Regions from separate parts of the Homo sapiens genome. Here region 2 is linked to region 1. A link is a loop called in an ENCODE intact Hi-C map of the cell type or tissue named here. Cell type or tissue: PC-3. All regions are shown on one strand. Links, peaks and the distances in the headings refer to the core of each region. The heading gives the core; the rest is flanking DNA.

Region 1 (5,588 bases), core at 2,796-5,295:
TTTTAGTAGAGACAAGGTTTCACCATGTCGGCCAGGCTGGTCTCGATCTCCTGACCTTGTGATCTGCCCACCTCAGCCTCCCAAAGTGCTACGATTACAGGCGTCAGCCATCATGCCTGGCTTATTCTCTCCATTTTCAAGGTGAGGAAGCTGAGCAGTGAACTACACTCCTACCTTCTCTAGTACTGATTGAGCTGGGATTCAAAAGCTGGACTCCAAAACCTATGCTTTTAACTACTTTGCCTCAATATAATTTCCATGAAGGTGAGGGAGTTTATCTATCTCCTACTATGGGTCTCCAGTACCTGGAAGAATACCTGCTATGTAGGTGTTCAATAAATAATTGTTGGGTGAATGAATGAAGGAATAAGCTCTCCCAGTGTCAGTGTGTTTCTAAAAGCCATTCCTTTTTATCTTTAGAGTTTAGCAGACTCTCTTCTACCTATCTTCCCTTCTCTCCTCAAAAAACCAGACTTTTATCCAAAAAGCATGCAAGTCCCCCAAGTATTTAAAGCTTTATTTCTTTGTTTGTCCAGTAAATGTTCGTTGAGGGCCTACTATGTGCAAAGCACCATGCTTGGCCCTGTGTGAAGCAAATATTAAGGCAATGAGGTGGAGTCTGATCTCAGAGCTGTGTTGTGCATGAAATAAGGTTATTCTTTGGTAGTTCTTTCTTGAGAAGAATTCTTATGGAGTTCAGTAACCTCTTCTTGAGGCAGAAGTAAATGCTCAGGGATTTGGGAACTAATTATCTCAGTTTGGTAGAATTGAAAAATAAGTCTTTGGTGTTGTGTCATCTGTGTCAGTGACAGCAAAGCTGGACCTGTGCTAGGCCCTGGTGGGTCATCTTTAAGCACTGGACTTTTATCTTGTTAGGAATATAGAAGCAAGCGTCTCACATCTCTGACAGATGGGCTTTACGGCTTGGCCTAAAGCTCTGGTTGTTTTTAAGGCCCTTGAATAAAAATAAAAGACGATGTTTGCAGATTTTAAGAGGAAGTTTTTTTTTTTTTTGAGACAGAGTCTCGCTCTGTCACCCAGGCTACTGGAGTGCAATGGCGTTATCTTGGCTCACTGCAACCTCTGTCTCCCGGGTTCAAGCGATTCTCCGCCTCAGCCTCCTGAGTAGCTGGGATTACAGGCACCCGCCATCATGCCCGGCTAATTTTTGTATTTTTGTAGAGATGGGGTTTCACCATGTTGGCCAGGCTAGTCTTGAACTCCTGACCTCAGGTGATCCGCCCGCCTCGGCCTCCCAAAGTGCTGGGATCACGGGGATGAGCCATCGCACCTGGCCAAGAGGAAGTATTTTTTTTTTCTATCCTGCTCTTTCTGAAAAGCTTGAACATTTTTCTGTACTTTCCTTTTCTTTTTTGAGACAGGGTCTTGCTCTATCACCCAGAATGGAGCACAGGGGTACAATCATGGCTCACTGCAGCCTTCACCTCCCGGGCTCAAGCAATCCTCTCACCTCACCCTCCCAAGTAGCTGGAACTACACACAGGCGCCACCACATCCATCTAATTTTTAAAATATTCTGTAGAGACAGGGTCTCACTATGTTGCCCAGGCTGGTCTCAAACTTCTGGGCTGAAGCAATCCTCCCACTTCAGCCTCCTGAGTGGCTGGGACTACAGGCACATGCTATCATGTCTGGCTAACTTTGTTTTTTATAGAGACAGGGTCTTTTGCTGTATTTCCCAGGGCGGTCTTGAACTCCTGGCTTCAAGTGATCTTCCTGCCTTGGCCTCCCAAAGCACTGGGATTATGGCCATGAGCCACCACGTAATCTTTGTTTTATGCGTATTTATAAGCTTTGCTTCCCCAACAAGATTATAAGCTCTTTGATTGAAGTACATCATATATTTGATATGTATTCTCTTGTCCAAGTGTTTCTGTAGGCAATAAGGGGAACTTTGTAAAACAAGAGTTTTCCGGTCAAGTAAATTTGAGAAGCGCTGCCTAATCTCTTCCCCCTCAGAGATTTGCAATGCATATTGACCTATTAAAGGCTCTGAGAATTCTTCCTGCGAAGAAACCTATTTTAGCCTTGTCCACCTTGCATTTCCCAAACACGTTTGACCTCAGAACTCCCTTTTTCACTAAGAATGTTTTGCCCATCTTATGTTTTACCCATGTGCTCTATAGCAGTTAACACTGGGCTTATTAAAGGTACTCAATATGTGATTGTAAATTAACTGGTGAAGCATTCCCTCATTCTTGTTTATTTTATACATTTATTTAATGAAGCCCTTTTCATAGAAATTGTCAAGATAAATGTATCCTCATTTAGATCAAAACAAATTCTAAATTAATGAAGTCATGACATTTTACTGTATTTTGGTTTTTTTGGTTTATCTGTGAAGTCCTCAAACCTGTGAGTAGTGCTGACCCTAGCCTTGAATGAACAGCCCTGTACTAACTGCAAGGCCAGAAGAACCCCTGCCCTTCCCCTCCCCACCCCCCCACATCATTTCCAGAAGTTCTAAAGAACAGTTGAAATTTACGGAGATCAGACTGGGTTGAGTGTGGGATTTCCAGGGTGGGTTCTAGAAGGAGAAGTGGGTCTTCTGTAGTTTGTTGAAATTTTATTTTCCAAACCCAGCCCCCAAGTTTTTCTTCCTCTATTTATGTGCAAGGACAAAACAGTTACTGTCCTACCTACATAGGATATGGACTCTGTCTGCTCTGAGCCCATTTTAGTTTAGAATATAGAGACCTCCCTCCAGGTCCTAAGAGAGAGATTCCATGAGAGATGTGCAACACCATAAGGTTGGTGATTTGTACTTTGAAATGGCTGCCTTTATTTCCTTTAAAGTCAATATCTTATATTTGAATAAACACAGTTTGCAAAGCATCTTTACAGAAATCTCATTGGATCCTCACGGTCACCTTTTTTCTGAGACAGAGTCTCACTCTTTCACCCAGGCTGGAGTGCAGTGGAGCGATCTTGGCTCCTCCACTTCCTGGGCTCGAGTGATCCTCCTTCCTTAGCCTCCCAAGTAGCTGGGACCACAGATGCGTGCCACCATGCCCAGCCAATTTTTGTATTTTTGGTAGAGATGGGGTTTCGCCATGTTGCCCAGGCTGGTCTCAAACTCTGCAGCTCAAGCAATCCACCCGCCTTGGCCTCCCAAAGTGCTGGGATTACAGGTATGAGCCACTGTACCCTGCCCTCACAGTCACCTTTTGAAGAACCTCCTGCTCAAGAGATCCTCCTGCCTCAGCCTCCTGAGTAGCTGTGATGACTACAGGCTTGTACTACCATGCCTGGCTAGTTTTTTTATTTTTTGTAGAGACGGGGTTCCCTGTGATGCCCAGGGTGGTCTCAAACTCCTGAGCTCAAGCCATCCTCCCACCTCAGCCTCCCAAAGTGCTGGGATTGTAGGTGTGAGCCACTGCACCTGGCCAAGCATTAGTTTTAATCTTGTTTTATAGATGAATAAACTGGGGCTGACTCAAACTGACTCAAAGTCACACTGTCATTACCTTTTTGATCCTGTACGTTAGACTGGGCTGTATGCATGTTCTTGCTGGCGCAATAAAGTTGCAAGTGCCAGCTAACAGCCCTTCCCACTCCACCTCACCACCTCATAGAGGAAAATTGTGACGTTAATGGGAAATGTCAGCGGTAATGTCTTCAGGCTGGGCCTGTGGAGTGACTCCCTTGCCACAGGATATTTAAGCAATGCTGTGTCTTGTCTGAGGCTCAGACCTGCTATTCTTATTGGCACTTGGGACCTGCATGGTTTTTGGCTTCACCTCCAGCTTTAGCCATTTTTCTTCTGTTCTTTTAGGTAAGGATTTTCTGCCCCAGACCTCAGATTCCCATTTCCTTCCTAGCTTCTCTGCTGTTATAGCTCAGTCTCTTCCAAGACCATGCAAGATTCAGACCCTAGTAGGAGGAGATGGAGGAACTAGGACTTAAACCCACATCTTGTGATTCCAAGGCTGGTTCCTCTTTTGCCCTGCACCACACAGCTGTCTGCTCACAGTCATGTGACAGGGGCTTCCCCAGCCAGAACCTCCAGGGAGCACAAATAAAGGAAAGAGCTGGAAGGCACAGTACAGCATTTGTTCTGTCCAAGCCTTACATATCAGCATGGGCAGGGAGAATGTGGTGAAGTTTTCTTTCAAGGACTTTGTTTGATAAGGAAGGACATTTATCAGTGAAGAGAGGTTTTGAGGGAAGTGAACCAATCTTGAGATAAGTACACAAAAGAGCTTTGAGTCTGGTGTTTCCCTGTTTGCTTCTGCCCCCTGGAGGAGCAAATACTCCATGATTAGAGACGTGTGAGTCCTTTGGAATAGAATAGCAGTGATGGAACTGGAGTCCTAGTCCAGGTTCTCTCCTTGTTCAGCCTGGATTCAGCACTGGGTATCGAAACAAGCCTGCACCCTCAGAGGAGATGGCTAGGGGACAGTGCGTCCAGGCCTCTTCTACCACACAGAGTTTTCTTTTTTTTATAAAGGGTATACACATTTAAAATTTAATGATACTCCCAAATTGCTCTTCAAAAAGGCTGTGCAAAATTACAGTCCTGATAACAGCTACCCAGAGATCCTGTAACGGCATTTGCCCTCATCATTATTATTATTATTATTATTATTATTATTATTATTTGAATTTGAGACGGAGTTCTGCTCTGTTGCCCAGGCTGGAGTGCAGTGGCGCAATCTTGGCTCACTGCAACCTCTGCCTCCCGGGTTCAAGCAATTCTCCTGTCTCAGCCTCCCTAGTAGCTGGGATTACAGGTGAGCACCACCACGCCTGGCTAATTTTTGTATTTTTAGTAGAGACGGGGTTTCACCATATTGGCCAGACTGGTCTCGAACTCCTGACCTCAGGTGATCTGCCCGTCTCGGCCTCCCAAAGTGCTAGGATTACAGATGTGAGCCACTGGGGCTGGTTGCCCTCACTATTTAATGGGTTATTTGCAACCTGTGAATCATGTCTCCTATTTCCTTGTTAATGATGCTTATTGATTATAGACTTAGGAATATCAGCACCTCCTTTGTAGCTCTTCATTCTTACATGATATAATAATTAATTTTTTTTTTTGAGACAGAGTCTCACTCTGTTGCCCAGGCTGGAGTGCAGTGTCACAATGTTGGCTCACTGCAACCTCCACCTCCTGGGTTCAAGCGATTCTCCTGCCTCAGCCTCCTGAGTAGCTGGGACTACAGGTGCGTGCCACTACACCTGACTAATTTTTGTATTTTTAGTAGAGACAGGGTTTCGCCATGTTGGCTAGGCTGGTCTTGAACTCCTGACCTCAGGTAATCTGCCCGCCTCAGCCTCCCAAAGTGCTGGGATTACAGGTGAGCCACTGCGCCCAGCCAATAATTCATTGTTTAATCCTTAGTTGTGGGCCAAGCAAAGGAGAAAAGTAAGAAGCCTTTTCCTTTTACCGATAGGAAAGGTCAAAGGACTTACCTGGTGAATTATTTACCTAAAAATGTATACAAATCACTCCAAAATTTAGTGGCTAAAAACAACAGTACTAATTTAATTATATCTTCACAGTTACTAATTTAATTATATCCTCACCTGTGGGTGAGGAATTTAGGAGCAGCTTAGCTGGGCTG
Region 2 (2,500 bases), core at 1-2,500, 250 kb before region 1:
GATCCTATTTCTATGGATTTGTCTATTTTGGATATTTTCTATAAGTGGAATCATAAACATGTGGTCCTTTGTGTCCGGCATCTTTCACTTATGTTTTCTCCATTACTGCCGCCTTTTGTGTTTGATTTTTTTTCTAGTATTTTGACTCCCTTATTTCCTTTTAAGTATCTATTTTATCTTCTTACCTATCTTTAAAGGAAATTTTATGTGACATCCATTATAACTTAAATATTTACTTAATCTATATTAAATACAGGATTATTAAAATACAAAGGAACACTGCTCAAAAGAAATGTCATTTTTTTTTAATGTCATTTTTTTTTTTTTTTTGGAGACGGAGTCTCACTCTGTTGCCCAGGCTAGAGAGCAGTGGCATGATTACAGCTCCCTGCAACCTCTGCCTCCCGGGTTCAAGCGATTCTCCTGCCTCAGCATTCCAAGTAGCTGGGATTACAGGCACACGTCACCATTCCCAGCTAATTTTTGTATTTTTAGTAGAGACGAGGTTTCACCATGTTGGTCAGGCTGGTCTCCAACTCCTAGGCTCAGGGGATCCGCCCACCTCATCCTCCCAAAGTGCTGGGTTACAGGTTGAGCCACCGTGCCTGGCCTGAAATGTCATTTTTAAGCTTAGTGTCTAATGACATGTTTTGTGTTGTTTTGCTGATTTAATAAATAAGGCCAGATACTGACATGAAACAGTGGTTTAGTAATCCCTTATCTACTCCAGAAAGCTGAAGGCTGAGGAAGGACATGCACATTCCCTCACAGGTGTCACATGAAAAATCTTCCCTATCCTGTAGGACTTAAAAGGTCGCCTTGGATGCCCACATGGACAATACATTCCAGGTGGAAGGTTGCAGATTGTAGGGAATAGTGTCACCACCTTTGTTGTGCATCCATGACACCTTATATAATCTCTTGTGCACATGTATTAGAGGGTGCTCCATACCAATCTAGATCAGGATCCAAATCAGACACTAGTGCAGGAAAGAAGTGAAGCTGGCCAGGAGGTGGCAGCAACAGTTCAGCCCAAGGCAAGTGCTGCTGGGCAGAATGAAGGTCCAGCGTGGCCAAGTCTTCCTGATCTTTCAGGGGCAAAGGAAATCTGGATTTTTAATATGTGGGGTGTTAAAATATACATATATTATCATATATAAAACATACATATATACATGTTTCTGCACAGTTCCTGGCTTATAACTCCTCTAGCCCTTGTTACAGTCTTTTAGGTGTGTTAAGCCTCAGGGGCAGGCCTCAGGAAACAATCTCTCAGAGTTCTCCTGCCCTCCTTTCACCAGTCCCAAAGCAAAATCCTAATCTCCCTCCTTTTTCTTTTTTATTTAGAGACAAGGTCTTGCTCTGTCACCCAGGCTGGAGTACAGTGGTGTGATCATAGCTCACTGCAGCTTCAAACTCCTGGGCTCAAGTGACCCTCTCTCCTCAGTCTCCTGGGTAGCTGGGCCTACAGGCACCTGCCACCACCCACCCCCTACTGACTAATTTTTTCAAATTAAAAAAATTTTTACTTTTGTAAAGACCGGGTTTTGCTACACTGCCTAGGCTGGTCTTGAGCTCCTGAGCTCAGGGAATCCTCCTGCCTTGGCCTCTCAAAGTGCTGGGATTACAGGTGTGAGCCACTGAGCCTGGCCGTTTTTTTTTTTTGAGACGGAGTTTCACTCTTGTTGCCCAGGCTGGAGGGCAATGGCGTGATCTTGGCTCACCACAACCTCCGTCTCCCGGGTTCAAGCGATTTTCATGCCTCAGCCTCCCGAGTAGCTGGGATTACAGGAATGTGCCACCAGACCCAGGTAATTAAGCATTTTTAGTAGAGATAGGGTTTCTCCATGTTGGTCAGGCTGGTTTCAAACTCCTGACCTCAGGTGATCCGTCCTCCTCGGCCTCCCTAAGTGCTGGGATTACAGGCGTGAGCCACCACACCCGGCCTTATTTTTTTTTATTTTTTATTTTTTGTGAGACAGAGTCTCACTCTTTCACCCAGGCTGGAGTGCAGTGGCACGATCTCAGCTCAATACAACCTCCGCCTCCCAGGTTGAAGCAATTCTCCTGCCTCAGCCTCCCAAGTAGCTGGGATTACAGGCATTCGCCACAATGCCCAGCTAATTTTGTATTTTTAGTAGAGATGGGGTTTCACCATGTTGGCCAGGGTAGTCTAGAACTCCTGACCTCAAGTTATCCACCTGTCTCAGCCTCCCAAAGTGCTGGGATTACAGGCGTGAGCCACTGTGCCAGGCAAATGCTGCCATTTTAAGACCTACACTTTGGGTACCAAAGGTAAAGATGTTGACCCTAAATACTTGGGAAGCCTGGGGCCAGTGATAAATATAAAAATTGGTATGAAAATTTAGTAATGAGCTTTGTATTGTACTCATGCTTAAAGTTATATTTTCCATAGCATCAGTCTTTTCAAATTTGCCTTATTCAACACATTAAGGATGCTACAACTTATGCTATTAAAACCTCATAGGCTGGGTGAGGT

What was found. Peaks named below come from ENCODE experiments on the same cell type or tissue, not always from the same donor. Only the 100,000 strongest peaks of a DNase experiment are listed, where the experiment ranks them.
Region 2: a loop joins it to region 1, with 5 times the contacts of the local background. A loop is called at or near these places in 34 of 110 quality-filtered maps.

What each region holds. Positions count from the first base shown.
Region 1 is chr2:201,154,267-201,159,854 of GRCh38, forward strand. The region is part of intron 8 of CFLAR (CASP8 and FADD like apoptosis regulator); the gene reads left to right. It overlaps CFLAR-AS1 (CFLAR antisense RNA 1), which reads right to left and starts at 3,526. Exons shown (of 7, transcript NR_040030.1): 1 at 3,489-3,526. RefSeq lists enhancers at 3,825-3,904, 3,925-4,254. In PC-3, for the core only: a CTCF peak has its summit at 4,246 (motif pointing left); DNase peaks (open chromatin) are centred at 3,495 and 4,255; H3K27ac peaks cover 1,560 bases.
Region 2 is chr2:200,904,884-200,907,383 of GRCh38, forward strand. No RefSeq gene overlaps it. Among named protein-coding and RNA genes, the nearest start is that of NIF3L1, 17 kb to the left of the region's middle. In PC-3, for the core only: a CTCF peak has its summit at 994 (motif pointing right); a DNase peak (open chromatin) is centred at 1,018.